4 separate regions of the Mus musculus genome follow, and regions 2, 3 and 4 are each linked to region 1. Evidence: chromatin loops called from intact Hi-C (ENCODE). Cell type or tissue: heart. All regions are shown on one strand.

What was found. Peaks named below come from ENCODE experiments on the same cell type or tissue, not always from the same donor. Only the 100,000 strongest peaks of a DNase experiment are listed, where the experiment ranks them.
Region 2: a loop joins it to region 1, with 9 times the contacts of the local background. A loop is called at or near these places in 7 of 42 quality-filtered maps.
Region 3: a loop joins it to region 1, with 3 times the contacts of the local background. A loop is called at or near these places in 9 of 42 quality-filtered maps.
Region 4: a loop joins it to region 1, with 2.3 times the contacts of the local background. A loop is called at or near these places in 3 of 42 quality-filtered maps.

The regions. Positions count from the first base shown.
Region 1 is chr16:15,859,350-15,867,349 of GRCm38, reverse strand. It overlaps Mzt2 (mitotic spindle organizing protein 2), which reads left to right and starts at 3,981. Exons shown (of 3, transcript NM_029354.3): 1 at 3,981-4,602; 2 at 4,807-4,952. The coding sequence starts at 4,427. Gm41425 (a long non-coding RNA gene) reads right to left here and starts at 3,913. Exons shown (of 3, transcript XR_875934.2): 1 at 3,839-3,913. In heart, a CTCF peak has its summit at 4,345; DNase peaks (open chromatin) are centred at 3,959 and 4,759; H3K4me3 peaks cover 2,250 bases; H3K27ac peaks cover 1,948 bases.
Region 2 is chr16:15,633,545-15,641,544 of GRCm38, reverse strand. Mcm4 (minichromosome maintenance complex component 4) reads left to right here and starts at 4,145. Exons shown (of 16, transcript NM_008565.3): 1 at 4,145-4,434; 2 at 4,763-4,924; 3 at 5,196-5,359; 4 at 5,451-5,552; 5 at 6,220-6,315; 6 at 6,401-6,496; 7 at 6,968-7,106. The coding sequence starts at 4,365. It overlaps Prkdc (protein kinase, DNA activated, catalytic polypeptide), which reads right to left and starts at 3,679. Exons shown (of 86, transcript NM_011159.2): 1 at 3,503-3,679. The coding sequence starts at 3,656. In heart, no CTCF peak of the experiment used is centred here; DNase peaks (open chromatin) are centred at 3,744 and 4,054; H3K4me3 peaks cover 2,906 bases; H3K27ac peaks cover 1,881 bases.
Region 3 is chr16:14,697,665-14,705,664 of GRCm38, reverse strand. No RefSeq gene overlaps it. Among named protein-coding and RNA genes, the nearest start is that of Snai2, 4.2 kb to the left of the region's middle. In heart, CTCF peaks have their summits at 158 and 4,115; a DNase peak (open chromatin) is centred at 124; H3K4me3 peaks cover 1,096 bases; H3K27ac peaks cover 832 bases.
Region 4 is chr16:16,147,693-16,155,692 of GRCm38, reverse strand. No RefSeq gene overlaps it. Among named protein-coding and RNA genes, the nearest start is that of Spidr, 4.8 kb to the right of the region's middle. In heart, CTCF peaks have their summits at 4,796 (motif pointing right) and 6,151 (motif pointing right); no DNase peak of the experiment used is centred here.

The sequences.
Region 1 (8,000 bases):
AGACGTGACGATAGTTGTAGCCAGCTATGATGTCTGCAAACCACAATGACCAACATGCACAACAGTGCTAAGGGCAGCAGTGGCATGCATACCTTGGCAGCTCTCTAGCTGGACTTACTCAACAAGAAGGAATTTATTCTTGATACTGGAAACCTAGCTAAGTATCCAGAGCTAGTGAAGTCGTGGATGCTAACCATCACCTAACTAACCTACCATAATCCCTAACAACAATCTAAACCCTTATAACCTCAGGTAAGTGTAGTCCTTACTCCTCAGGAAGAGAACTTTCCTTGGATCAACTGGAGACTTTATGGATGAGACTTGGGGTTACAGCTTGGATTAGAGTGAGCAACAGTGTTAGGTACACCATTAAGACTAGGCTTAGCGGGCTGGAGAGATGGCTCTGCCATTAAAGGCTAGGCTCACAACCAAAAATATAAGTCTAGGCTTAGTGCTAGGCTTAGTGCTGTGATCAGGCCCCAGGTTGTTTAAGGATAAGGATCCATTTAATGTCTGGGTTTAGGTTAGTATTAGGGCTATGGTTTAGATTATTAATTGGGTTAAAATTAGGGATAGTTTTAAGGACAGAGCTATTAAGAAAATGTGTGACACTGTGAGCTTGTGTGAGACTGTGTATGTATGAGTGTGAGTGGAATAGTAGTATGTTTGCATGTCATGATGTGTTTGTGTGATCATGTTTGTGTATTTCTATATAAGTATGGTTAGGTGCATGCTCAGGAATGCATAGAAATGACAGTGTACAGAGACAAATGCATAAGTATATTCAGTACAAGTGAGTGCCAGTGAATCAGCTGCACAATAATGTAAGGGGAAATTGTGACCACATGGAATAGAGTCTCTCTGTGTGTGTCCATGTGTGAATGTGTAGGAAACAATAGGTGTGAATGTGTGACTGTGGGTGAGAGAAGAAAAGTACTTAAGATTGTGTATGCTTACATGAGTGTATATATATTGTGTGTGTTTTGTGGTGTAAAAGTGTGTAACATCATGTTCAATTTACATTTTGTTGCTGTGATAGACATCATAATCAAAAGCAACTTGGGAAGGAAGGAGTGTTTATTTCAGCTTACAGTTCAGTCCACCGACAAGGGAAGCCAAAGGAGGTATGGAAAGTAGGACTGGAAAGCAGGAACCATGGGGAAAAGCTGCTTACTGGTTTGCTTCCTCTGACTTGTTTCTTTTGGTGTGCTCAGTTACCTTTTACAGTCCATACCCATATGTGCCTAAGAAGAGCATGACCCACAGTGGGTTGGGCCCTCTTTCATTAATAGAAATTAAGAAAACACCTTACACATATGACCACAGGCCAAACTGATAGAGGCAATTCCTCAATTGAGATTTCTACTCTGTTAATGTGTAAGTTTGAGTTAAGCTGAGAAAGACTAGTCAGCGAAGAGTGTATACGTATGTTCAAAGATGTATAAAGGTATTAGGGTGTTACTATGTGTGATGGTTTGTATATCCTTGGACCAGGGAGTGGCACCATCTGAAGGTGTGGCCTTGTTGGAATAGGTATAACCTGGTTGGAATGGTTGTGTCACTGTGGGTGTGGGTATAAGATCCTCACCCTAGTTGCCTGGAAGTCAGTCTTCCACTAGCCGCCTTTGGATGAAGACATAGAACTCTCAGCTCATCCTGCGCCATGCCTGCCTGGATACTGCCATGCTCCCACCTTGATGATAATGGACTGAACCTCTGAACCTGTAAGCCAGCCTCAATTAAATGTTGTTTTTTATAAGACTTGCCTTGGTCATGGTGTCTGTTCACAGCAGTAAAACCCTGACTAATACACTATGTGTATGTAAGGGCATGTTTACTTGCTTCAAGCATTTCTGTGTGAGGTTGTGTGTTTAACACACTGTGTGTGCAGTGTGAGCATGCAGGCATGTAAGCATTCAAGTGTGAGAATATATACTTGCATGCAACATGGTTGTGAATGTATATGACACTGAGTCACATGTGAGCATCTGAGAGTATAACAGTGTGAAAGAATACGTAACAATATGGGCCTTAGTTAGGGCTTCTATTCTTTTGATAAAACACCATGACCAAAATCAACTTGGGGAGAAAAGGGCTCATATTATCTCACAAGTTGTGATCCATCATCTGTGGAAATCAGGGCCTGAACTCAAGACAGAACACAAAGGTAGGAGCTGGTGCAAAGGCCATGGAGAAATGTTGCTGGCTTATTTCCCATTGCTAGCTTAACCTGCTCTGATATACCATCCGGGACCACATGCCCAGGTGCGGTACCAGCCATAGTCACCTGGGCATTCTGGTATCAGTCATCAATTAAAAAAAAGATGCACCCCAGGCTTGCCCACAGGCCATCTGATAGGGTCATTTTCTCAATGGAGGATCTTCCCAGATGACTCTATCTTGTGTCGTGTTGGCAAAACACTAGCCAAGACAGTGTGTGTGTGTGTGTGTGTGTGTGTGTGTGTGTGTGTGAGAGAGAGAGAGAGAGAGAGAGAGAGAGAGAGATTTTGTATGAGCATGTTGTGTGTACATAAATGTTTGAATTTTTAAGTGCGTATTAGTACAAGAGCCCTTTATTAAGGTCTCTAAGTCTGTGCAATTTAGTCCTCTGGACTTTCCTAAAGTTGAGGCCATGTATGATTATGTCAGAATTATATGAAAATGGCGGAGTGACTTATGTGAGGGTCCAATGACCCTACCTTGACCTTCCTTCTATGAATGGACACTGGCCATCCATGGACCTGAGGTGATATACTCCTACAAACAGGCAGAGCTGATGGCATGCAGGTAACAGTTGTCTGGCTAGGGAGATGATGCTGTGCCTCACTTCGATTTGCCTCCAGTTTGTACTCTTGGGCATTCTGACCAATAGGAGCTGGTTCCTGGAGCCATCAATCCTACAATAAACTAATGAGGCAGGGAGGCCCTACATTTACATCATGGCCACAGTTCTGCGAAAACCTGAGATATTCTGGAATCCTGCAAACAAGCACCTGATGTTCCACCCTGGGAAGCAGGTGCCAGATTAGATGCACATACATCCTGTAATGTCTGCTCCTGGAGCCAGACTCATTCCCCACAGCCCACACTGGCTCTTCACAGTCACCAGCAGCTTACTGTCACCATGGTCCTCACTGTGACAGACGCACCATTCAACATGGAAATGGTGTTTAGTCCTTAGATCTGGACCTTGGTGACTGGCCAAAGGTTCACCAAATATGAAGACCGGAAGTGCAGAACCAGGGAAGCTGTGTTCAGTATAAGGAAGAAAGAAGGAAGGCTGAGAACTGACTAGATGCTCTAAATTCTCCCCTTCCCGGTAATGAATACGTTTTCCCCTAAGAATGAAGACTATTCACCCAATATATTTTTATATTGAAAATATTTTTTCATACTCTATAATCTGATCATGATTTCCCTCCCTTACCTCCTCCCTGAACTTTGCCACTTCCCTACCTTCTCAAGTTCTCTCTCTCTCTCTCTCCCTCCTCTCTTTTCTAGCAAATAGGCACATTTAAAAAAAATCAAGCCAGAATAAAACAAATTGAAAAAATAAAAACACCAATCAACAAACATACACATACGGATACACACACATATGCAAAAGACTAGTAATGTAAAATGGACAAAGCATCAGGAGACAAAATATCTCCAAGAGTGCCCCCGCACAAATTTTAGATGCCCCTCCTGGTCCCCTTTCACTGTGTAGGCACTTCTGGACGGCTCCCCCGGTCCACTCTTTCCCGATGGCAGTGACAATCATGGTAACCGGCCAAACATTTGCAGTTCTCAACACACCGGCCAAGCTAACGTGTTGAGTTCAAAATGACCATCCTACCTATCTTCAGAAATAGACGCCGCTATCCAGACACACAACCCGGAAATAGCGTCATCAAGCTGCGCGTCAGGCCACACCCCTGCCTACTGGGAAAAGCGGCTCAACCTCCCGGGAAAAGCGCCTGCAAAAGCAAAAGCCAATCAAGTGCAGAAGCAGTTGGCCACAAGGCGCGTGCGCAGTGACGTCCTCAGTTGCTCTTTACTCCCCAAGTTTATGTATTTCGGGGTCGGGGGACAGGAGTGCGTATCCGTTTAAAAGCAAAGCTGTTTAGGGACCGTCAACAGAACTGGTAATTACACGAGATCGTGAATACTCGTCATCCAACAGGCATTTGCTAAGTACCCGGTATATGCCAGGTACTATTCTGGGGTCTGCTACCTAAGCCAGCAGTCCAAGTCTGATCGTCAGGCAGTGATCAGCTTCCCACCACCCCACCCCATGCCTAGCACACTGCCCTGTGCACAGTAGACGTTCCGAACAAGTCAAGTAACCGACTGTGTAAAGGCCTCTTGGAACTCTCGCCTCGGTGCTGGAGCTGTTGACTTGCAGAGACTCTGTCCAACACAGATCCCTTTTCAGGCTATACGAATGGCGGCGGCGGCGGCTGCTGCTGGTGGTGCTGCACTCGCGGTTTCCACAGGATTGGAGACAGCAACGCTGCAGAAGCTGGCGCTTCGGCGGAAGAAAGTGCTGGGGGCCGAGGAGATGGAGCTGTACGAGCTAGCTCAGGCTGCTGGCGCCGCCATCGACCCCGATGTGTTCAAGTGAGAAAGCGGGGGTCGGGACTTTGAGCTCATACTCCCTACAGATAATGCCGGCTTTAGGACTCCTCATTCCTGCATCTGCTACTCTAAGATATCCGTGTCTCTTTAAGGGGTTTCAAGACGGTGACCCAGCTGGCGCGACTCCTAGAGCATGTCCGCCCTGTGGCTTTCAGTATTCGCTAAGCACTGCATTTGTTTCCCCAGGATCCTGGTGGACTTGCTGAATCTGAATGTGGCTCCCCTCGCCGTCTTCCAGATGCTGAAGTCCATGTGTGCTGGGCAGCGGCTGGCAAGCGATCCCCAGGACTCGGTGCCCATATCTCTGTCTACATCCACATCAGAGACCCGAGGTTAGAGATGGGCTGGGTACTTCTGCCTAGAGGGTGGCCGAGGTGGGGAAGGAGTAGAGAACCTCGTGCCGGCTTGTCTTAGAATTGCTCAACCTGTCTATAGGCCTCCTCCCAAGGTCTGCAGACCCATCCACCTTTCAGGGACTTTAGTTGGCTCCACCTTTCGGATTGTACTGCTGGACCAAAGACTGGTCCAAGCAAGCTAGACTTGGTCTTTCTGACTCCCTCTCACCTCTTCATCATGCCTCCATTGCACAGGTAGAGGAATAAACATGGCTTTGGTCTCCATCTACCACACAGCCTCAAGGAAGTGTTCAGAGAGCAGAGCAGACAACGCCTCCCCCTCCGAGGGCCACGTCTAGCTCCTGTTCATCTCAGGCCAGGCCCGAACACCTCTCATCTGGGGATTTTTTTGGGTTGCAGGACTGAAGCCATCTGATTCCTTTGGGACAAAAAGTAGAGGTCTGACAGAAAGATTCACCCAGTTCTCAGGTGTGAATGGCCTGGTCATGAGTGGGACCAGGTGTAAGCAGATGGTGGTGAGCAGAGTGTAACAGGGATCTCAGGTCCTCCAGCCTGCCCATCCTATCTGTTACATCTGTTCTCTCTGCCTGTCGGACCCTCTGAAATACAGCTTGTCCTCCCAGACAAGTGGATGCAAGTCCAGTGCTCATTTCCTGCCTGTAAGTGCAAGAACCACATGGAAGGAATCCAGGTGGGGTAAAGTGAGCAGTCTGGCCCAGTGAAGGCAGACTGTCAGGCCTGGGGACTCACACATACACGCTGACCCACCCACTTTCTGATCAATGTGTGTCTCTGGCCTCTATCACCCTTTCTCTTTGTGGAAGAGAAACAAGGGTAACCTTTCCCTCAGGCCTGCAGCCTCTCCAGGTCTGCTCCATGGCCCTCCTCCCAAGCACCTGCCTCCCTGCCCCCACCCCTCACCCTGGTTCTCTTGCTGCCCATCTTCTCCTGTCACAGGCATTTGATTGTCTAATCTGTGGGTTTGGTGTTGATGTGCACTCTGCCGCTGGAAGTTGCCATTGTCCCACAAGGCCAGGGCAGCTTTGAGCTACAATACCAGGGCACTGTAGGCCATCCCAGCCATGCAACTCAGAACAAGGACATGTTTTCTTGCTTAGTCTATCAAAGACACAGTACTTTTAGAATATGCAATTGTACCGGTGCCCCCGGATCATCCAACACCCCCACACTTGCACACTTTAAAGATCCCTACCCAGGCAGAGGATGTAGGTCAGGGACAAACATGAGGGATCATGGTATGCTATTGGGAACATGACCTCAGCCTCTTCAACACTGTCCCTTGGCTGATTGCAAGTATGGCGTAGGGAACAGATGCCTCTCCCTAGCCTCCTTGACAACACCATTAAGAATGACATTTTGTGGTCATACACATCTACTTGTAAACTGAGTTTTCTTTCATACCTCATTTGTGGCCTGAGGTACCTCTGCAGGTATTGGCAGTATGGGTCCAGTATCAGGGTGTGTGAGTTCCCAGGGTGCATGAGTTCCCAGGGTGCATGAGTTCCCAGGGTGTGTGAGTTCCCAGGGCTTTTCTAGCTGTCCCTCTTCCATAGCCTTCCCATGTTGCTGCTCTCTCTCCCAGGTGCCACCTTTAGGTTGAGAAGGCTGAGGAGAAGGATTGGAGATGGACTACAGGATGAAATGAGAACTACCTGGTGAGGACAGGAACCACAGACTTGTTAGCTCTGGAGACTAGAAAGTCCCGAGGGACATTGTGAAAAAAGGAAGCTTAGGAATACTGGGTGTTGTGGAGCACAGGTGGGGCTGGACCTGTAGCTCATAGGCTACCAAGTGAGGCATAGAGATCACTGACTTCTGTGTATCTTAGCATCCATATGCACAATGACCAAGTATGGAACGGAAAAAGTAATAGGTGTGGTCAGACTGATCCAGCTGGAGGCATGTGATGGCCTGTCATGTCAAGTTTGTGACCATTGAGGTTTGTCATAGCTTTCCTGGAGGAACTAGATTGGTATTGCTTCAGGCTGTGAGTTAGATACTGTTCAGCCCCGCGAGTCTGTACAATGCTGCAGGCATCTTGATGCAGCAGGTCCGCCTAGATTGCTGGACCCTGGCTGTCCATGTGGCCTTTAGTGAATCACTCATGTCTAGTACAGCAGACGCTGGCCACAGTGGTCTGGCCGTGCTGAGGAAAGCAGTTTCAGTTCAGTGCTCCCCTATTTAGAGTTAGGGAAACTAGACAGTTTGAAAAGCTGTCTCTCCAGAAAGTACAAGGTGAAATTTTGAGTGTAGCCAGATATCATTCATAAACTGGACTATAAGTGTATGGACACTTAGATAAGTGTCTTGAGCCATAACAGGGCAGCTCTTGTCAAGGTTGGATTTTGAAGGACTAGTATGAAAATGAACACAACATCTCATGAATATATATGGACATATAATGAGATAATAATCAAGTTGTCCCTTGATAGCTATAGGGATTCATTCCAAGACTACTCCTCCCCTACAAATACCAAAAACTACAAATGCTTTCATATAAAGTATCTCTCATGCATGCTTGCTTTCCTTTTTCTTCCTTCCTTCTTTCCTTCCTTCCTTCCCTCCTTTCATTTTTTTTTTCTATGCTAAGAAGTGAACTTAGGAATTTTGTACTATGTTCTACCCTTAAACCCTGGTACATTCGTGTTCTACATACTAGCCATGAAAAATGCCACTGAGCTACATCTCCAGACCTTTCTGATACCTCTGAGTCACAAATCTGAGAGTACGGGTACCTGGCATGTTGTAGAAATTATTTAATTCCCAGCCCGGGGTTTCTACCCCACCTTAAACCAATTAGTTCCCAAATGAAAGACACACTCACAGCCTTTATATTTACAATAAGCCCCAAATGGCATAACACCCCCTCCCTCATCCCCTCATCCCTCTTTTCTCAGAAAAAGGAGGCTCCCCATGGATACCAGCCTACTCTGGCACATCAAGTCACAGTAGGACCAAGCACATCCTCTCCCACTGAAGCCACACAAGGCAGCCTAGCTATGG
Region 2 (8,000 bases), 230 kb after region 1:
AACAGAACACCAATGGCTTATGCTCTAAGATCAAGAATCAACAAATGGGACCTCATAAAACTGAAAAGCTTTTGTAAGGCAAAGGACACTATCAATAGAATAAAATGGCAACCAACCGATTGGAAAAAGATCTTTACCAATCCTACATCCAGTCAAGGGCTAATATCCAATATATGCAAAGAAATCAAGAAATTAAGACTCCAGAGAACCAAATAACACTATAAAAAATGGGGTACAGAGCTAAACAAGGAATTCTCAACTTAAGAATCTCGAATGGCTGAGACACACCTAAAGAAATGTTCAACATCCTTAGTCATCAGGGAAATGCAAATCAAAATGACCCTGAGATGCCACCTCACACCAAGCAGAATGGCTAAGGACTCAGCTAGAGCTGCCGCCCTCAGGGGCCTAGACTTGTCTCATCCTCCCCAGGACACTCTTACACTACAACCTACATCTCCACCTTCACCCCCTGACACCCGCCAAACTCTGTCCTATCTTCACCAGCTCTTTCATCCTAACAGCCAAGCACTGTCCTCTTCTAAGACCCACCTACAGCCTACTCCTGAGGACTTACACTTCTTAAAATCTATCACTGCTTCTTGCAAAATCTGTCAGGCGTCTGACTCCAACTGAACGTATCGTAGCACCCCTTTTCCTATCCATCAAGCTAGAGGTTCACTTCCTGGAACTGCCTGGCAACTTGACTTTACCCACATGCCCACTGTCAGACATGCTAAGTACCTCCTGGTCTTAGTAGACACCTTCTCACCTTCTCGGGGTGGGTAGAGGCATTTCCCACAACTAACAAAAGGGCTCAGATAGTCTTTGATCTCCTCCTAGAGATCATCCCCTCCATTTGGTGTCCCAGCCTCTCTTCAATCAGACAATGGTCCCGAACTTACTTCCCAAGTTTCTCAAATACTATCTAAGGCCCTAGACATCCCCTGGCATTTTCATATTCCCTACACCCTCAATCTTCATGTAAAGTAGAAAGAACTAGCCGCTCTTTAAAAACCAGTCTTGTTAAGCTGTCACAAGAACTTCACCTTGATTGGGTAAAACTCCTACTTCTGGCTCTTTGCAGGCTATGAGCTCTCCCCAAGTGACCTCTCCTCATCTTGCCCTTTGAACTCATGTATGGACATCCAGTCCTAACTCCTGGTCTTTCACACAAATGCTCTCCCCTCTCAGACCATCTACTCACCCCATTAATTTGCCACCTCCATTCTCTCCTATGGAACTTTGCTGACCACCATCTACCTTGGCCACACACTGTGTTCTGTCCACTGCCTGTCAGCATTAGAGACCAAGTCCTTCTATCCCCTCCAGATCACTGACCCTCACCCCTCTCCCCCAAATGCCCTTTTAAGGTAATCCTCACGACACCTACAGCTGCTAAACTCCATGGACTCTCTCATTGGGTCCATCTGTCTCATCTCAAACCTTACATTCCTCCACCTAAAAATGACTCTTCTTCATACACATCGACCCTAACAGGACCATGCTCTGTTAAGTTCTGGAGGACGTGAAGACCACCTATTTTGCCCCCAATCCCAGAAAAATGAGACTCCACTCCAGCAGCCAAGCTTGACCTCACTGGATTAGACATGGGTCTCTTGTCCTCCCCCCTGCTGTTCATTTCCATCCAGGGCAGCCCTTACATCTGGCGATTCTAGGTGCAAGGAACCCCCCGCCCCATAACAGTCTTTCCAAATAGGGTCAGGAAACTCCTCCGTAGCCGGATGCTAGGAACCTATCCAAATTGCTGTCATCTGTTATCCCATCTAAATATAATGATTTCTATACTTGCTTTCTCTTTTACCACATAAAAGATTATTGTAGAAAATGGCCAGACAATATGGGGGCTGCCCATATTGGTTTTGTCAAATACATATGCTAGGATCACAGACCAATCATTTCTTCTATCAACACAAGACACTCTTTTTCTGCATACAAGACCCATGGGATTCCAGGTGGGAGACAGGAGTTGTTGGTCGATTCTTTGGCAGCTGGGGTGCTTCAGAACTGATGGGGGCTAGATGTCCTGACAGCTAAATAAGGTGGTCTTTGCCTGTTCCTTCAAGAAAAATGCTGTTTCTACATCAACCAATCCAGGACAGTGAGAAATAAAACCCAGGAGCTACAGTCAGACATAGAGAACTTCAGGGACCGTGAGGCCTCCAGTTCTGGGATTTTTGAAAATCCTATATGGAAGTGGATGCTCCCTTTCATTTTTTGTTTTTGTCTTTTGTTGTTGTTTTGGGTTTTTTGTTTTTATTTTTTGAGACAGGGTTTCTCTGTGTAGCCCTGGCTGTCCTGGAACTCACTTTGTAGACCAGGCTGGCCTTGAACTCAGAAATCCGCCTGCCTCTGCCTCCCGAGTGCTGGGATAAGCACCTTTCCTAGTCATCTTCCTGGTGTTATTTGCTCCCTGCCTCATTAATCTTGTTTCTACATTCCTTCAATGAGAAATACAAAAAATTCCTAACCAAATATTAATCAGCTCCTGTTACAGTATTGCCAGCTGCTGCCCACAGAAGAGCTGCTGTCCACAGAGGAACCTGATGTGAACGTTTACCAAGTCGATCCCGATGGTGAAAACCAGCTACCCCCCAAAATTGACACCCTAGACAACAGGAAGCAGCTTAAGAGACACAACACCCTTGCTCCCTTTTCACCATGGCTTTCCCCTCCCTTTTTCTTTCCTTCTCTTTATTATAACAAGGGAGGTATGTTGGCATCAGGACCTCCCAAACCTATGACATCACATAGGCGACAGCAAGGCCAGCAGACCTGTTGCCAAGACATCAGGCACCATATTCCCAGAATATCCACTTGGCTCACCTCCCACCTTTACCTGTGTTGTCATTTTCCATATAAATAAAGGGAATGTCCCTCCCTCTCTCACTCTCTCTCTCTCTGCGCCTTCTCTTTCTGCCACCCCCTCCAAACCTCTTACACGTGGAACTGTTTTTGGCCCAGTGTGCTGTGTTCAGATTCGAGCCTCTATTTTAACACATCAATTACTAAATGGTTAAAAAGAGCAAGGCACGTGTGGTACCTCACATCTATAACCCCAGTATTTGAAGGCTTGTTCTACATACATAGTAAATTCCAGACTATCTTGGGCTATAGCCCAAGATAGGAAATACCTAACCTAAAAAATAAAAATGTCTACAGAATTGCATGACTTTCATTAATTTTTGCAATTATTCTGAAAACATGGTGCAACGAAAAAAGGATTTTTGTCAAGGTCCTATTGAGTTCAAGCGAGTTTATTCTGGAAGAAAATACTTCCATCTTGCACTCTCATCCAACTTTGGATAAAAATGACTACCAAACTTGGTGGTCATTTTCCAACACCTGTTTTAAAGCATCTTCCTCAGATACTAGGAAGAGAGCAGTATACACATCTACCAATTCCATAAACTTTACGGGACGTTGACTACACGCACCACGGAGAGAAACGCTGAGCCCTGCGTCTAGGGACCTTACCCACCCTGCACTGCAGAGCTAGTGCTCAGCACGCACTCCTGCCCCAGACTACGAATCAGCTGGTAACTGGCCCCGGCAGCACTGCAGCGGTCTGCTGCGGACAGGAACTCCTGCAGCTGCAGTAGCCAACACCGTACGCCGGTTCCCTCCTCCGCCATCACGCCGGCACCGCTTCGCGCATGCGCGTCTCAGCACTCTAGCCAGCTCTTCCCTGAAGGCCCAGCCGGAACTGCTCCCTTATACTCTCGCGGGGGTGGGGGGGTGAAGACGCGCACCGGCCTGCAGATCTGTAGCGTTTAACATGTACACATCGGAATGCAAAGGGACAGAACCAGTCTAACCATGCGGAGATATCACAGATTGGTGTTTGCACTCGGGACAACGCAAATGTAAACACACAAGGGAGTTGTGCCGGCCCCGGGTTTCCCGCCAAAACGCAATCCCGCTGCAGGCTGGCCCATCCAAGGCGAGGGGCGTGCAAGTGAATCTAGGCTGTAATTCCTAGGTAGCGGTCGAGAACTCCCCCTCCGGCTTGCAGTGGCGCCTTCCGGAGGCGGAGCTACACGCCTTTGCCGCTGTGATTGGCCGGAAACCTTTTCTCAGAGTTCACTTACGGCGCTTTCCGGAGGCGGAGCTACGCGCGCTTGCCTCTTTGATTGGCCAGGCGTCTTCGGTCGCTGTGACGACAGAGCGGCTGGCGGGAATCGCTTCACCCTGCGGGCCCAGGAACGTTCTCCTGGGTGGCGCAGAACCCTGACTCGCCGTTTTGTGCGCGTTTGCAACTAACCCGGATCCGAGGTACGAGAGGTCCCGGAGCGGGACAACTGAGAGCCAGATTTCTTTTGTCGCGCAGCAACCACAGCACCATGTCGTCCCCGGCATCCACCCCGAGCCGCCGCAGCAGCCGACGCGGACGAGTCACCCCAACCCAGTCCCGTGAGTTCCCTCCTTCATCTGCCCCCTTTCCGCCTCGTGTCTCTTCCCGCAGCACTGTGGAAAGTCCTGAGTCCTTCGAGCCTGGTGTGTGGTTGACAGGCCTTGAGCATATAGTAGCCTCTGTCACCCACATACTGGGCTCTCGTCTCCAGGCAGTCTGGCGTGGTCAGTTCAGTTGACCCACCTTTTCCTACACCTTGTCCCTCTGTTCCAGTTTGAGGGTTTTGGGGGGGGGGTGTTCTTGTTTAAGTAATATGACTACCCTAAGGCACTTCCTGGAAGACTAAGCTTGAGCGTTGATCGTCTTTTTTGTTTTGTATGACGGAAGTTCGAAGTGAGGAAAGCAGGTCGTCACCCAATCGGAGACGTAGAGGCGAAGATTCTTCCACCGGAGAGCTACTGCCAATGCCCACCTCACCAGGAGCCGACCTGCAGAGCCCACCTGCACAGAATGCCTTGTTTTCCAGCCCTCCTCAGATGCATTCTTTAGGTGGGTCAGCCGTCGGTTTTGCTGGTTTACCAGTTGCTATTATTCTGTGTGTACTGATAGATTCTTCACTGAAACACCTGAGGAGAGAAGCAGAGTTGGTACATTTTAGGACCTAGTGAGCAAAGAAAGCATACTTTATAGTAGAACTACAATTGGGGTATGAAAGATTGCAGTAAAGTATTCTGTTTAAATTGTCAAACAGCATTCCGGAATTGGGATTTGATGTGCTTATGGGGATTTCATGGTAAAGCTAAATATCTTGTCTTTATAGCTATTCCTTTGGACTTTGATGTTAGTTCACCATTGACATATGGCACTCCCAGCTCGCGAGTGGAAGGAACCCCAAGAAGTGGGGTGAGAGGCACACCTGTAAGGCAGAGGCCAGATCTGGGCTCAGCACGAAAGGGTTTGCAGGTGGATCTGCAGTCTGATGGCGTGAGTACAAAGCAGATCTCTGATGGTGTTACCTTGAGAGCATAAAGTAGGTCATCCCATTAACATGTTTCTATCCTCGCTTTCTCAATAGGCAGCAGCAGAAGACATCGTACCAAGTGAACAGTCTCTAGGCCAAAAGCTTGTGATTTGGGGAACAGATGTGAATGTGGCAACATGTAAAGAGAATTTTCAGGTAAGCTTATGTACACTAAAACTCAGTCTGAGACTTCGGGTGAAAGTATAACCTATGTGTGAATAGCCATGGTGCATAATAGCAGGTTGTTAGTGGTCTAGATTTTATTCCAGAAAAGGGATATGCCATGCGGAAAATGGTGATATACTTTTTTTTTCCTTAGTTCTTGGTATTTCAAGATGGTTTTTCTATGTTCCCCTGGCTATCCTGGAGCTGGATCTGTTAACCAGTCTTTCCTGGAGCTCACACACGCATATGCCTTCTGAGTGTGATTAAAAGTGCATGCCACCACGAGCAGCTAGGTAGTAAATGCTTACAGCAAGTCCAAGGCCAGCCTGTGCTTCTTAATGGGATCCCTGTCTCAAACCCAAAACAGAGAAATTATTTTTGTGTACAGATAGCTATATACTCATAAAAAATTTGTCACATATTTATTGCTGGGGGCAGGGGTACCTGCCCTTCACAGCTTTTATTTGGAGGTTTCAGGCCAGTTTGTAGGGGCTGGTTCTTCCCGCTGTGAGGGTTATGGAAATCAACTCAGGTTGTCAGGCTTCCAGCCAAGCATCCTTAGTTACTGACCATCTTGCTGGTCTCATTGTTTTGCATTTTAATAATAGTTACATATTCCTAAGTTCATTAATGCTTAGTATTGTTTCTCTACATCTAGAGATTCCTTCAGTGTTTTACTGATCCTCTGGCCAAAGAAGAAGAAAATGTTGGCATAGATATTACTCAACCTTTGTACATGCAACAACTTGGAGAGGTAATCAAATATGATTTACAAGTGAAAGTTTTGGTTTTTGAGATAATATAATTAGTAAAATACGACTTGTCCATATGTCTTACAGATTAATATTACAGGAGAGCCATTTTTAAATGTGAACTGCGAACACATAAAATCATTTAGCAAAAATCTGTATAGACAGCTCATCTCCTACCCACAGGTGAGAAGTTGACTTTGAGCTTCCAGATCATAGTAAAGGTTCCTGGAAAGGAGAATTTTACATTTGGGTAAAAGGCTGCTTGCTAAGGTTGACTATTTTCTAAAACTGTCAACTGCAGTTAAAATGAATATGTTTTATATTTGCTAACGAGTAGTATTTCTTAAAAATAATGAGTTTTATTAGTGGTTTCTTGGGTATCATGAAGTAAATTATCTTTTTTGGGTTGGGGATGGGGTGTTAATTGGGAGCTGGTGAGGCAGGGTAGTGTTCAGGAGCAGTTTTGTAGTTGAAGAGAACCTTGAACTCCTGATTCTGTGGAGCCCAGAAGAGGGTTTCTGACCCCTGGAGCTAGAGTTAAGGGGTTTACGAGCCACCTGATAAAAGCGCTGAGACCTGAGTCCTATCGTCAGAGCAACAAGTGCTCTCAACTCCTGAGTCACCTCTTCATCTCCTACATCTTTGTTTTTACAGGAGGTTATACCAACCTTTGACATGGCTGTCAATGAGATCTTCTTTGACCGTTATCCTGACTCCATCTTAGAACATCAGATTCAAGTCAGACCTTTTAATGCGTTGAAGACAAAGAGTATGAGAAACTTGAATCCAGAAGGTAATATATTTAGTAGTGTAAAATGCCTTATGTAGAAAGAGATCTCAAGGATTGTGTAGCATTAAATTATAAGTTGAAAAGATTTATTCTGTATACTTTCATGAACTTGGTATGCAGTTTTTTAACTTAACTGGAATACCTGATAGAAATGACTTAACAATTTGTTACTCTGTAATTAATTTATTCAAATATAATAAATTGCTAGTTAGTAGGTATGCACTTTTTTCATCACTGATGAAAAATTCTGAAGACCCGAAAAGTGGCTCAAATATAAAAGCAGTTGCTGAGCAAACCTAGTGTCTGAGCTCTCCTTTAAACCTAAGAAAGAATTCTAGCTTGGGGATAAATCATACATGGGCAGAAGGTAAGCGTCTGTGCCTAAGGGGATAGGCAAAGTCCTGGACCGTTTGAAAAGTGAATGTGGTAGAATTTCTTTTAGATAACAGAAATCAGTGATGAAAGTAGAAAATGCTGTTTGCATCTGTGACTGGCTGAAGCAGGGATTTCTGAGCCAGTGTTTAGGACAAAAAAGCCTAGCTCTAGAAAATTTAGAATCTCAACAGAGAATTTAAGTTTTCTTTCAAAGTAAGTAGGAAAATCCTAGAAGAGAAAGATTTTTCTACTCGTGTATGTAATTCAGTGAAGCACATGACATCTGAGTTCATTTAGATTCTGATGGTGGCTCAATTCTGGGACATTAGGATTCTAACTTAGACATTTTATGGTGCTGTAAGCAGGTCAGAATTACCTGTTTTCATGTGTGATGGTTATAGTGTAAATTAGTGGTAGATCACTCTTCTATGTGTGTACCATTAAAAAAAAAAAAGGAGTGAGGAAGATAGCTCCTAGGTAAAATCTACTTTTACAAAAAATACTTTTTTAGAAGGCAAGGAT
Region 3 (8,000 bases), 1.2 Mb after region 1:
CATTAAATGTTTTCAAGAAAGGAAATCTCGGTTCTTGAGCACTGGGGAAACGTGTTTCCGCTAGGTGACCTACGGCGACTTGGCTTCCAGATGTGGGCAGTGCCTGGCAAGGCGAGGGCGGGAAGGAAGGGCGGCCCTCCGGACTGGGACCGCGCAGCCCCTAGTGGCCAGAGAGTCTATATTTGGAAGTTGCGTCTGGAGGGGGGTTATTGCACACAAGCAGCTGTAGGCTCTGGCTTTTGGGAAAGGAAGGTAAAGGCTCCCCGCAGCTGCCACAGCAGGTCTAGGGCGGCGTGCCAGAAAGTTAACTTGCTGATCGCTGCGTTAGACACTTGAAAGTAAAGCCTTACAGCCTACCCCAGGAACTGGAAGAGTGTAAAGATAAAAGGGAAGGCTGGTGCAGACTCCGACAATAGGCAAACTCTGGAAGAAGTATGGAAAGTTCTGATGAAGACATGTGACAAGACTTCCTCCCTTTGTAGCGCATGGTATTTTAGAGAAAGAAAAAAAAATATGAATCTCTACTGACAATTCTTAGTGTCTGCCGTTACTTAGTGGTGTTTTCTTTAGTCTTCAAAAGCCTCCCCCTTCCTCACGCCACATCCCTGGTTTGCATTAAAAGATGGGGTAAAGGATTCTTTTGCCAAGTTCTTTGACTGGCAGTTTAGGTAGTCCAGTAGCCAGCCGGTCACTTCACTTGCATTTGCACATAGGGGTAGGTGTAAAAATACTCCGAAGTGATTCATTTTAAAAGTGCAGTTTTCACTGTGCCCACAGGCAACTCTGTTTATTTCAATGTTACCCTGACTCTTCCCAACAAAATTGCAGAATCCAATTCCCCCACCTCCCCACCCCAAGACAACTAACTTTTTTTTCGTAACAGGTGCTGGAAGAAAACAGCGGAAACAGAATACCACCAGCGATGTTGAGACTTGCAAGAGAAAAGTGCATTGTCAAGCAGCATAACTTCTTAATCTGGGGATGAGAAAACGGGCGTGTGAGCGGGGGAGGGGGAAACCCGCAGACTTCCTGGGTTAATTTCAATGATTCCTCTTTCTCTTTACAATAGTCACTGATTTCAATGTCAAATACAGAAAGATATTTATATGAATCCTTAAACTAAGGGAACTGAATCTGCAGGTGACAAGAAAACAAGAAAATGTATTAGATTTCTTTCTAAGCTACCATGAGTATGGATCAGAGCTGGAGTCTGAGTTGACCTATTTCTAGTGGGTTTGCTCAGATTTAGACACCTGCTCTATAGGGCAAGAAATCTTGCCCCTTCCACCTAATTTCCAGTAAAACACACCGTTTGTTTTTTATCTAGTATTGAAAGAGGGCACAAAGCCACACATGACAACAGGGAACGCCAGAAGATAACCTGCTAAAGTGAGTTGTTGCAATTTAAAAAATCATTAACGATTCATTGTGCTTTTAAAGAACCAGTGAATTTGAAACAGGGAAACCAGCCCCTTTGTGTCCAAGGACCCAGGGGTTGTGTTAAATTACAGACTGCAGTCAAGTAACCTGTGTGTTCCAGATTGTGCTAGCCAGTATTGAGCTCAACTGATCTGATTCATGCCTTATCTATGTGAGATGTGTCCCACTGGCCGCAGGAGGAAGTCCACCGGCTGATGACATAAATCATGTTAAACAGAAGCTCTGCTTGGGCACAGCAGAGGAAAATTGATATTAAACTGATGTAATGAAAATGCAAGAATGGAAGCTTATCATACCCAAGGCCAGGTGGGAGGACTCTGCTATAACGGTTTCTCCCTGCAGACTTCAATAGATTGGGGTGCTGCTTTTAGTCACAGACTGCAAGATTTTGTTTGTGCAAGGCAGGGATTTGTCCTTAGATACACCAACATTTTAAATACTTCATTCTGTATTCATAGAAAAGGAGGGAAATAGACATAAAGAGAGACTGCGAGACAGACAGACACACACATACAGTCATACACAGATAAATCAATAGATGGATAGATGGATAGATAGATAGATAGATAGATAGATAGATAGATAGATAGATGATAGATAGATAGATAGATAGACTGATAGACTGACTGATTGATTGATTGATTGATTGATTGATTGATTGAAGTTAGTGGTGGGTAGCCTTTGCCAAACCAAGAAATTAGTCCTAAGCTGGAGAGAAACTGATGTTCCTTAATTAGGTAGGTTATAGAAATAACTTATAAGAGAGATACTTCTTGTGGAAGAGAACCCCAGCCAAGTCAAACTAGAGATGTCAGGTAAGTTAAATTAAGGAAGGCTAAACCTTAGAGTTTAAAATGTAATCTAAGGAAATAAATGGTCACAAATTCCTATAGCCTTTTTTAGTGGGCTTCATAACTTTTCTTCAAGCTTAAACCCACTGGAAGGTAATCTTGACTTGTTTCCCATAAAACTGACTCCTGAATCTCATGGGACCCTGGAAAGTTCATACCATCTCATTTTTCTCATTCTCTCATTTCCTGTACTTTCTAGAGTAGCTGACTAGGATGATTTGAGTCTTTCCCACAAGGCTTCCTGAATTCTTGGGGTATTTTTCCCTCCTGACTCCAGGCGGGCTGGCTTCTTCTCTTCTCTTCTCTTCTCTTCTCTTCTCTTCTCTTCTCTTCTCTTCTCTTCTCTTTTCCCTTTCCTTCCCTCCCCTCCCCTCCCCTTTCCTCTCTTCCCCTTCCCTCCCCTCCCCCTCCACTCCCTCTTCCCCTCCCTTTCTTTCTTTCTTTCTTTCTTTCTTTCTTTCTTTCTCTTTCTTTCTTCCTTTCTTCCTTCCTTCCTTTCTTTCCAGAGAAGACATGGTCATATTCTTTCAGCAGAGAAATGTCTTGGTTGGAATAGTTGGTATTTATACTATACACATGTAGGTCTTCACATATATAGAAAGATAGTGGATGGAAGCTGTCTGTTATGTTAAGAAAATGAAGTCAATCTATTTCCAAGTGAAATACCTAGGCCATGAAAAAATAGGATATCCCATATAGTGCTGGGCCCATCCCTAAAGTGAACCATAGTTCTTTGGAGGCACAGCACATGGCAGGATCATTAATACCTGTTGTGAAGAACGTGAATTGATGAAAAGTCATTGGGTTAGTCAGTAGTATCTGTACACTACTACAAAATACTATTAATTTTAAAATATGCTGGATAGGAACAAATTTTTATAATATTAACTGGAGCTTCGTTGACAGTGGTATAATTTCCTTTGTGGGTTTGTGCATGTTTATATATCTATATGAATTTAGACATATTTTCACTCCTTATTTTTAATTCAACTCAGTCTCTGAAAAAGTAAACTATCCCTTAAAATTATAGAAGTAACATTTCCTACACATACTAATTGACTTTACATTTAACTAGATAAATATTCTCTAGCATAAAAGGCAAATTTAGCAGAATCCTATGGCCATGCAGTATTCTGCTTATATACTTCGAATTGTATATTGAAGACTGTCGTTGCAATATGGAAAAAAATTACACACACACACACACACACACACACACACACACGAAAAGAGAGAAAGACAGAAAAAGAGATCATGTTTTCCCGTCGTTAAAGCTGGGCAGGTGTGTGTGCATGTGTGTGTGTGCGCATGCTTGCACCTATTGAATTTGGAATAAAAACAGTACCAATGAAAATGATGTCGGGATGCCATCCCCTGGTTAGGGATTTTTATCATTTCTTATGTATTCACTAGACAGACCCTTCCTTATCTACTAACTTTCTCTGTCTCTCAGAAGTGAGCAGGAATGCTACTCGTTGAGTAAATATCTGCACATTTGGTCAGCACTATTCGAGATATTTTAAATAGGAAGTCTTCTTTAACCTGAGAAAAAAATTTAATAGGGTGCTTTCTGCTACTCATCTGTATTTAACCTCTTTTTCCTCTTGTAGAATTTGAGTTTCCTTTCCTGCTGGGTAGAGACAATGTGAATAGTCCTTCACCTCGAGTTCACCTCTTTAGTGCTTGGTTTATACTTCTGCAGAGTAATAATGATGCTATCTATCCAATGAACAAGAAAGACTGGAAAATGTTATACCTGCCTGTATTTTATACACGGGCTCAGAGATACGTGGTTGCAAAGAGACACCTACTGGTCAGCTTTGGAAGTGATAGAGTTTTCTTTTCTTTTCTCTAACTTCTTGACAACATCTGCCACCTAGTGGAAAATAGGTTAACACGACTGTACATTAAACATCCTAATTTTTTAATCACTTCAATTTTAAATAAACTTAATTGTTTTAAATTTATTGGTATGTTCTTAACTTTAAAACTTACAATGTGACATTGCACCACAAGTTACAGTTACTTTATAAGTGAACATAGTTTTGGCATGATCAGACATTAGAAATATTTTTATTTTTAATTTTGAGTCAGCTTCTCACTATATAACCTCTGGCTGGCTTTGGATACTATGCACACATCCATCCCAAATCTAGAAGTGGATGAAGTAATAGACACAGAGTTGTTTTCAACCCTTATGCCTTTTCCAGCTTAGCTCGGCTCCAATACAGTGCTGTAATATAGAACCGGACAACACTCAGTTCTATAGGATCATATGATCATGGATAATGCTAAGAATAGCCTCTTTTTGAGTAAAGATTTACTTTTTAAAAAACTTTTGTATCTGCATGAAAGTATGTGCTCTTACGTACAGGTGTCGGTGGAGGTCAGAAGAGAGTGACAAGTTCTCTAGAGCTGGAGTTATAGAGATTTGTGAGTCACCCAACATGGATATTGGAGCAGAACTTAGGTCTTCTGTAAGAATAAAAAGTTCTGTAAGCAACTGATCCTTCTCTGCAGTCCCAGATGGTTAGTGTGAGCTTGCCAAGATACCACACATTTTTATATGCATTATTTCAGTGACCATCTCTCAAATTGTTAATCCTATAAAATATTGTTAATCCTATAAAATATTGTCCTTGTTTTTAGAAGAAAAAATAAAGTCACAAATTGTCTTTATCAAATTACACTGATATTAAACAGTGAGTATACTTTATTCATTCCTTGATATTTTCATAAATATATCTTCATCTTATTCACCCTCCATTTCTTCTCTCCAACTCATCCATAACACATCTCCTTCCTGACCTCATTTCCTTTTTGGTTTTCATTTATTTGTTCATGGTTTTTTTTTCTTTAAATCCATGGAGTTCAATTACTTCTACCCATTTGTGTGGCCATCCACTCGGGAATATGGAGCCAACTGGTTATTTCTAAAGAAAAGTGACTTTTGCTGTCCCTAGTAAAGATCATTTCTCCATAAACGCCTTCCATACTAAAATTTTAAGTGGCTTGGTCTTGTAGAGGTTTCATGCAGGTAACCATAGCTACTGTGGGGCATGTATGCTACTTTTTGTGTAAAAATTTACTTTTATTTGTTTTTATTTACTAGGAAGTAGTATGGTCTTTTGTACTATCTTCATCTTCTCAGAAATTTATATTTGTATACTTTCAATACACTTTACTAGAGGATTCTATGCCAAATCATATATGTGAGTTAAACAAATGAAGGATCAACAAGACAAAGAAAGACTCAGATTTTACCTTGAAAAAACAATGGCTAAAGATAATTTGTTACTAAACCTTTGGTTTCTTTACACTTTGTATTTTCTTACACTGAATGGCTTGAAGACATACATAGTTCATGTTGCAGGAAATAGTAAAAGAAAGTGGCATTTTCCTTCATTTCTCCGAGCTACTCTCAGCCCCTGAGGTCTTGCCAGCCAGTTTTTATCTTGTGGAGACTCTCTGACTCAGTGCTCCAAAATCTGTCTACCCAACTCACTCACTAAGTTCCCACTGGTGGGTTGTTATGGTGCGAGCTTTGTGCTTCAAAACCCCCATGGTGCACATCTGGCAAACCCATGCTTTGCCTCCATACCTTTCTCCCTTGAACCCAGCCAAATTGCCACATGAAGGAAAACACCACACAAACTTAGTTCAGAAACAATGATATCGCTGGGTGCAACAACTAGAATCCTGTAATCTTGTAAGCCATATTAAATCTGAATCCTCCGGTAGCAAATCCGCCATGATTTGCCATATAAGCTCAGAGATACTAGGACCTAAATCTTGTCCTCTCTCTATCCCAATCCAAAAAGCCCCTAACTCTCTCCTGCTTCCTCTCTTTCTCCATTCAACCTGGAAGTCCCTCCTACTTACCCAGTGATTGGTTCCTTTATTTATTTGGAGGAAGATTCACAAGAAGTCACCTGAGAATGTGACTCATTCCTTGTTCCAGATAGCCCCTTCTGGAAAACTAACATCGAAATAAACACATCACCAGAGCCATCCACAACAGGTTCATATGAAGCTCTTGAAGCAGGATCAGAAAGATGGATCACTGTGTAAAGGTTCTTGCTATCAAAGCAAAGCTGAGTTCAGTCTCAGAAATTCATGTAATGGAAGGAGAAAAGTGACTTGTACAAATTGTTCTGATTTCCATACATGCACCATGGCATGGAACATCCTTGTAGGTTCCAATGCCAAGGTCCTGTTCCCCAACTGGTTCTTGATCTGTCAGTAAAGAAGCCATGGGCCAATGGATAGGTGGAAGGGATAGGTGGGACTTCTGGGTCCCTAGAGGCTAGTGGAGATGAGGGAGAGTTTGATGTCCTTTGGAGAGAGAAAAGCCAATGCGCCATGTGAGATTTTGGGAGGAGCAGTGGCCTGAGGCTGCTCCTACAAGCTGGTACTTGGGAATGTTTAGCTGGGACTAGATGTAAATGAGCAACTAAAGTTGAGGGCAGGTTGGAAGGTGTGGAGCTAAGAATATTGATAAAGGTATGTTTTTCCTGGTGGGCTATAGTAGTGCCCAGCAGTTGTGTCAAAGGGAAAGTTAAAATTGAGCAAGTGTGTGTGTGTGTGTGTGTGTGTGTGTGTGTGTGTGTGTGTGATTTATCTGTGGGCTCAAGAGAAGTTGGGTGGGGGCTGGTAGCACGGCCTGTTCCAGGAGCTTTGGAGCTTAGGTGGGGTAGGAAAAGCTACATGCAATACATCCTCATACAGTAAATAGCAATAGATAGATAGATAGATAGATAGATAGATAGATAGATAGATAGATAGATAGATAGATAGATAGATAGATAGACAGACAGAGGGACATAGAGATAGACAGAAATATTTTAAAATAAAAGAAAAAGGCTCTTGGTGCAAACCAATCTTTGTTCATCAGCTTTGATAAGGAACCTTTCTTCCATGCTTCTTCCAGTTCTTCATCAGAAAACTTGAGGAGATCATGCTGATCTCTTTTGGTGGTAACATGAACATTTCTTTTTCCAGTTCCAGCGTTTTAGTAACCACTGTGACGGCTAGGCATGCTATGTAAGTTATAATAACCATCACAGAAGATTCATGGTGCCTTTGGAGGGAGCACCTACTTTTGTTTGCCTCCTTTTTCATTGCAGATCCATCTTGCATGGCCTGCTCATTTTTTTCTACTCTCAAGGAACTCAGCTCCTGGGGCTCCCCAAGTGTTCCCTGTCATTGATTACTGGAACTACAGGCTACTGCTGGCATCTAATACGATTTTCTCTATCAAATCAACAGGATGACACACTAGAGGCAATTTTACATGTGAATATGTTCATTCATTTTAGTACACAACTATAGTTCTAGAATTCAGGATGTCAAGGCACAAGAATCATGAGTTTGAGGCTAGCTGGGACCGGACAGTGAAAATCTGTCTCAAAAAGGAAAACAGATACATCACTACCACCACCAAAAACCCACAAGGAATTTTACATTTTAGCTACCCATATATGCAGAAATATGCCAAAAATTTTATCTTTATCTCTCCCTCATAGTTTTATTTGACAGTTTAGTTTCATTTCTTCATAATTATTTTTATGTGTTGTTGGGGATTTCTAAATGTAAATCAGCCTTGTAAATTTCAGCAAACAACCTTAGGCAATCAAAGGGTAGGAAGGAAAATTATCCTTACTTGTTTGCTTATGTTAAATTTGCTCATATTTTCAGTTTCCAGAGTTA
Region 4 (8,000 bases), 290 kb before region 1:
AAATAACCCCATTAAAAAATGGGGCTCAGAACTGAACAAAGAATTCTCACCTGAGGAATACAGAATGGCAGAGAAGCACCTGAAAAAATGTTCAACATCCTTAATCATCAGGGAAATGCAAATCAAAACAACCCTGAGATTCCCCCTCACACCAGTCAGAATGGCTAAGAACAAAAATTCAGGTGACAGCAGATGCTGGCAAGGATGTGGAGAAAGAGGAACACTCCTCCATTGTTGGTGGGATTACAAGCTTGTACAACCACTCTGGAAATCAGTCTGGCGGTTCCTCAGAAAATTGGACATAGTACTACTGGAGGATCCCGCAATACCTCTCCTGGGCATATATCCAGAAGATGTTCAAACTGGTAAGAAGGACACATGCTCCACTATGTTCATAGCAGCCTTATTTATAATAGCCAGAAGCTGGAAAGAACCCAGATGCCCCTCAACAGAGGAATGGATACAGAAAATATGGTACATTTACACAATGGAGTACTACTCAGCTGTTAAAATGAATTTGTATTATACATTGGCAAACTGAGAATTAACATGTAATATAGTTAGTAAATATAACAGCATCATTTTGGGGTCAGTAGAATTAAGTCCCTGTTGTCTCCCCAAGGTTCCTTGATGTCTGCTTCCTCTTCCTCTTGGAACATCTCCTCTTGATGGGTTTGTTGTCTCCATTCAGACACTTTATTTGTGTGGGGGTGTGTGTGTCTCTGGAATGCTGTCCTAGTCAGATGCGTCAGAGTAGGAGCCATCTGGGACTTCATTCATTTTCTGGGAAGACACAAGCATAACTTCTCCTAATGTTAGAATACTGGACCATTTCCATGGATTAGTTTCTAGATCTTTCCTCTTAAAATATATTTTAGGCTGTGTCTCCTTTAGGGTAAAATGCTGTTGGGCAACCAAAAAATTTATCTTTTAAAGTGGAAAAAATAAAGTTAGAATTGCTAAATGTAACATAGTATGTGGGGATTTAAGTGGGGGTATATAACCACCTCCCTTTTAAAATTGGCCACTTAAGGATTTCATGGAGTTGTTCCACAATAGCTTGACCCTGTGGATTCTAAAGGATTCCAGTAACATGATTAATTTCTATAAATTGCAAAATTCTGTAAAGGAATTATGAAAGGAAAAGATGCCAGTGAATTATTAATGGCATCTGATCTTGTTCCACCCCTGTGAGCAGAAGAAATAATCATATTAGAAATTGTTACATGAACATATCTCAAATATTCAAATTCTGAGATATGAGTAATATCTGTTGAATGGCATTATCATTTAAAACCTGAGCATTAATTCTGTAAGTAGATGGTAGTGGTGTGAGAGAATAATAAGAAAGTGAAGAAGGTCATGAGACTTTTGATAGGCCCACAAAGAAAGCATTAGTAAATGTTAATGATCCTGGGAAATAAGAATAAACATGAAAATGAGTTATGAAAAAATATTGAACTCCTGGTTATATAAACAGCTGAAGGGAGAGAAATGACTGTGAGATAATGTGAACAGGGAGTTGGGTTAGGTCTCGAAGTTTCTAAAAGTGAAACAGTTTGAGCACAGTATACAGATTCAGTTAAAATATTCAAAGAACGAGAAACATCTAACAAAAGCTGAGTGATTACAGTGAGGTCAGTATTGAGCTGTATAACAAGGAGTGGGTACAAATTTCTGTCTGTCTGTCTGTCTGCCAGCCTGCCTGCCTGTATCTCATGGGGAGAACATAGAATTTGTATACAAAGTATAAGCTCCTTGTCCTTTTGAAGAGCCATCTATAAAAGCATTAAGAACAATATCTATAGAATTTTTAGATGTAGTTTTAGGTAATATATGTGGGGTATTGTCAAAAAGTATTAAAAGGAGATCTTTAGGATAATTTATACATCTTGAGTACTATGTTAATGCTACCTACCAATTATTACTGGTGTAGAAAAATAATAAGTCTGCAATTATTTAACATTAATAGCACAATGATTTCTGCAGCTCTTTAGCAGTAAGCTAAGACATTATTATATTATAAATCTATAATATTATAAATCTATAATTTCTTATAAATAGTTACATATTGTAAAGAATTATGACATGCATACATGTTTATAATATCATCACCTTGTTGGTATATAATTTCAGTAGGTGATGAGGAGGAAGAAAGGATAAGTAATTAATAATAAAATAAGGTATTAATTTTATGAGCTACCACTTCAGCAGCAGAATTATTTAATAAACTAAAACTCTATGCTTTGAGTGTTATGTTTCTTATGGTATTTAATCAAGAGTCTCCAGAAAGAAATGAAAGATCAGAGTTAAATCTTTAGTAGTAATAGGCAGATAAAGATGTACATAATTGACATAGTTCAAATATTTTTGGTAAATAATTGAAGGTTCATTGTTTGGGAAATTCTAAGTGGAGATGATGATGGCATATTTGTTGTTTAGTAATAGTGTATCCTGAATAGTGTAACTTATAATTATAAGTTAAATGCTTTGTACTTTATCCAGAGCTATGTTCAAATTTTCCTTTTTCTGTTTGTTTACTATAAAAATTAAACAGTCATTTAAGTCATCATTAAGATTAGATGAGCTGGAGAGTATAATGCCATCCACATAATGAATAATGAGTACTTTCAGAAATTTATTCAGTACTGGCTAAAATGCTTTATGTACATTATATTGGCATAGATAGAAGCTATTTTTCATCTTTTGTGGGAAAACCTTCCATTGATATCAAGTCATTGGGTGTTGATTGTTTAAAGTAGAAACATAAAATGAAAATTGTTTCTTACCATTAGGATGTAAGGGAATAGAGAAAAGGCAGTCTTTTTTTTTTTTTTTTTTCGAGACAGGGTTTCTCTGTGTAGCCCTGGCTGTCCTGGAACTCACTTTGTAGACCAGGCTGGCCTCGAACTCAGAAATCCACCTGCCTCTGCCTCCCCAAGTGCTGGGATTAAAGGCGTGCGCCACCACCGCCCGGCTAAAAGGCAGTCTTTTAAGTCAAATATAATAGTGCATTGTCCTTTAGGAATCAGTAGGAACAGGAAGCTCTCCTAGGTCACCTTTTCTTTTCCCTTTCTTAACCAAATATTTAGTATGTGCATGTGTGTAATGTATGTACATGCATATATGGTTAAATGTATTTAGGTACACTTTCCGTGTGTGTCTCTATGTGTGCACATATGCATATGAATGGAGGGCCAAAGCTGACTTCCGAAGTCATTATTATTCACTCTCCAACTTTTTCATTAAGGCAGGGTCTCTCATTTGTAGCCAGACCTTGTGAAAATGGCTAATTTAGCTAGCTGCCCTATGTCAGCTTCCTCTATATCTATGTTCTGAGTGATGAAATTACAGATGGCCACAAAGCCCACCTGGAATCCACAGGAGTTCCAGGGATCCAACATCTTTACCCTCATGCTTGTGCAGCAAGCATTTTTTTACCCACAGAATGCTATATTCAAGCGTGAAAATATTTTTGAGATAAATAAAGCCCATTGTTATTTTGAAGAGGTTTTGGGAATCCAACATGAGGACTGACTCTTTTTGATGAGGACTCAACCACTTCTTTTGCTTTTTCTGTCCAAATGTATTGTTTCTACCTCAGAAAGGCATCTGAATAAAATCTATTTGTCAATATTTCCCCAGGGAATGTGCATCTCCTTTGCATGAATTTTAGTAAGGGTAGTTCTTTGACACTATCTCTGGGTCACAACAAAGGCAAAGATAACAGGTCCTGGTTACTTGCTTGAGGATTTTAGTCCTTTCCTACCAAAGGTTTGAGTGACTAGAGCAGTTACTGCCTTTTTTCTTGAGAGGCATTCCTTAATAGTTTCTCATTGGTCTGTTTGGGGGAACCAAATTTTATGTTCCCCTGGTGTGTATCAGCCATTTTCAAATCCTTTATCTCTTCACTGGGTTGTGTTTCCTTTTTGTTTCAGTATAAGTTGGGATTATGTTTAGCTGTAGGACAAGTGGTGTTATAGAAATCTGCTAACTTTTGGAGTTGCACAAGTATAATTATAAAGTTATCTCCCTGGTGTTCCCTGGGGTGCATCACTAACATTCTCTGCCGTCCCCCATGGTGTTGTGTATTACCACCACTCTGGTGCCCACTGTGGTGGTTTTTGGCCATTTTCTGGTATTCCCCTATTACCACCACTTTATGGCATCCATCTATAGTATATTGCTACCACTCTCTAGCCCCCCCCCCATAATATATTACCACTAATTTCTGGAATTCCTCTATAGCATACTACCCTCATTCTCTGATGTCTCTCTCTAGTGTATTATCACCATTCTCTGGTGTCCCCACCATATAGTATATTCCCACCAATCTCTGGTATTCCCTATAGTATGTTACCACTGCTCTCTGGTGTTTCCTTATATGCACTCTCTGGTGTCCCCCTGTAGTACATTACTACCATTCTCTGCTGGGATTCTGTCTGGCTTTTACTTGTGCAGTGTGATATTACTAACATTCTCTGTATTCATATGTGCATCAGTCCTGTTTCTTTGGAGTCATCTTCTACCTTTTGCTTTTAAAGTCTTTCTGTCTCTTTTACCTATGTCCAGGAGCCTTGAGGGGATGAGTTTGATAAAAGCATTCTATATAGGGTTGAGTGCTCCAAAGTCTCTCACTCTCTGGACATTATCCATTCTCTGTGTTAATTAACATATATGAAGTCAAACTTCTTTGATGAGAGTTCAAGAACTCACATTTTAAATCCTAAGCAGAAAGTAGAAAGAGTGGCTCAAAATGGCATGGGTCTTTAAAGTTTTAAAGTCTGCCCCCAGGGGGCATACCTCTACTAACAAAGCAACATCTCTTAAAACTCCCCAACAGAATGTACCACCAACCAGAGGCCAAGTATTCAAATGCCTTAGACTGTGGTGAATATCTCATTCAGGCCACCACAATGTGCTGTTAAAAATAAAGATTTTTTTTTTGTGTGTGTTTTATTATGACAGTTGTTTATTGTTTTTCTCTGTGTCTGGTTTCTAATTAGAAAAAATAGTCTTAAAAGACATTAAAAGTTTATTTAAAAATTATCTATGTCAATGTGTCTAAGTTTTGTATAACATCTAGATCTTTTTTTTTTTTTTTTTTTTCAAGACAGGTTTTCTCTGTATAGCCCTGGCTGTCCTGGAACTCACTCTGTAGACCAGGCTCGCCATGAATTCAGAAATCCACCTGCCTCTGCCTCTCAAGTGCTGGGATTAAAGGCATGCGCCACCACTGCCCGGCAACATCTAGATTTTAAAGCACAATTTATGCTTCAATACTTTTTAAACTGACATTCAACAACCATAATTAGAGACTAAAGCCAGTGAGGGTACAATCACTCAAAGGACAGCCAATATTTTCACCCTTGTTTTTAGGCTTAGTTCTAGGGAATGATGGAACAGCTCTCAAAGCATTCTACAGCTTAGATGAGATACTTATCTTCTTGACCATATAGACCATGGATACCTCCGAGGCTAAATGTTAGCCAGCATATATTGTGCAAATAGGAAGTGCTGATTCTAGAGTCAGCAGAACCAGGCACTCCAGGTGAGGGGTGTTGCTCCCTTTACTGGTTTTCTATTCCAAATAGCTTATGCAGGGACAAAGCAGCAATGATAAACATACACTTTCTCCAGATGTGCTCACAAGTCTCATGGCCAAATGGAAACTGTATGCATAATGTCCTTAAATGTGATAAGCTAGGGGGAAAACCTCATCTTGCCATGGCATTACTTGGGCAAGTGGAGGGAGGCATTGCTCCCTGAAGAGTATACAAAAATCTAAAGGAGAAGAATTCATAAGGAGGATAATGTAGGAAAGTCTATGTCATATTCAGGCTCCAAGTTCTATGTATGTAAATGCATTCAGATAGATTCATCTAAACTCATCAGTATTGATAACCTTCAATCATGCTTTGGTTTGTTGCATTATTTTTCATCTGATACTGTTGGCACTCAAACGACTAAGCTTTACACTCTCTTCCTTTTAATGCATTTCACCATCATCATTTTTCTTGAAGTTGTTCTTTTCTATCTCACTAAATTGTGTTGAAAAAAGATTTAATTTATTTTTATTTTATATTTATGGTTGTTTTTCCTGCTTCTATGTCTGTGTACCAACCATATGCATTCATTGTTCACAGAGTCCAGAAGAGGGCAGTGGATCACATGGAACTGAAATTGAAGTTATTGGCAACCAAACCTGGGTCTTCTGCAAGAGCAACAATTGCTCTTAACCTCTAAGTCATCTCTCTAGCCCCATTTGCCATATTCTTAATATATAGCTATCAGCATTAAAAAAAAAAACACACACACACACACACACAACCATAGCCCTGAGAACAAACTATAAAGAATGACTATCCTGAAATGCACACAGCCATGGCTTTCATGGATCTCTCCTTGATTGGATTATCAATTTACATAATCATCTTATTCTTGCTTAAGCCTAGCATTTCAATCTTGTAAAATTTGTGTCACCTAGGACATGCAACCATTTCAAACTAAACTCTCTGTGGTGCAGGATTCCAACTATTTCCTTCTATAGAAAATACATAGTCTCTTTCCCAATCAACAGATAAGGTTGGGAGTTTTGTGGTCCTTTTTAGGTAGGTCTGCGCCTCTCAGCCTGGAATTGGCTGTAGAGGATTCATTGATCATAATTGTGCTTGCCAAAAAGACATTTGGGATCCCAGCTCTCAGGAAGGAATTATGGCAGGAGAGAACAGACTAGAGAAAATTATATCAATATTAATATATAAAAGAAATCAATAAGCAGAGAATGGCAAGAAGCCACCCCCAACCTGGTATTCATTCAACAAATGGAATATATTCATTGAAAGCCCAAACTTGTATGAATATTGTACATAACCCATAAAAAGTGATAGGCCTCTGACCCAGTGTATCTGGAACACACTTGTTTGTTTGTTTGTTTGTAGCTCACTCTCATTCTTGGGAGTGTTTCAAATTTTTACATAGACTATATCTGTATTTCTAATCACAGAGCCATGGTCCAATTCATTGCAGTAGGACACAAGAACCTATATACTTCAGCAGGCATTCCTGGAACACTCCAGTAGACCTCACATCTATATCTATAAAAGTTTGGATAGAAATATTCAGGGAAGGTGAGAGTTATAAGAGGAAGTGACAAGCTAGCATTGTATTAGTGCTGCAGAAGGACTACAAACCAATAGCAAAACCACATATTCTAGAAAGACTAAGAAAACTATTCCAAGAGAAAACTAAACTTGGTGTTTCCTTTCACGTAGCCTAAGACAGCCTTGAATTCACTACTTTTGGGAATTTGGGAAAATTGTAATTCTCTAAAATATCAGCCCATGGGAAAAGAAGGGCAGGATTTTTTTTTTTTTTTGCAACTCGGACTTTAAAAACAAACAAACAACAACAAAACAAATATTATTTTGCCATGTGCGGTAGTGCACAGCAGTAATCTCAGCACTCAGGAGGCAGAGACAGGAAAATCTCTGAGTTGAGGCTAGCCTGGTCTACACTGTAAGTTCTAGGATAGTCAGGGCTAAGTAGTGAGAGACCCTGTCTCAACAAACACAAACAAACAAGCTAACCAGTGGAAGAAACAAACAGAAACCCAAAGCAGACAGAAAACCCCACTGTCTTGTGTTACGTCAGTAAGCCAGTCATTTTGTCCTTTTTTCTCCTATGCTGTAGTCCCCCTTTGCAGAATGGCATATCAAAAACTGCTCCACTTGCAGTAGTATTTTTAATTCATTAAGGGCCTTGTTTCCCACTCTGCCTATCTTTCAGTTAGAGAATAAAGTCACCACCCAGGCTCTAAGCTCCTCTTCTGTACACATCTGTAAATACAACTTTCTGAGAATCCTTTCCATTGTCCACTCCAAGTTTTCAACAATATAGTTTATTTAATATTTTCTTCAATATATATCTTTATAGAATATGCCTCCGCTAATCTAGTTTCTACTTAAGTCCCATGCAAACACATTCTTGACAAGGACTTA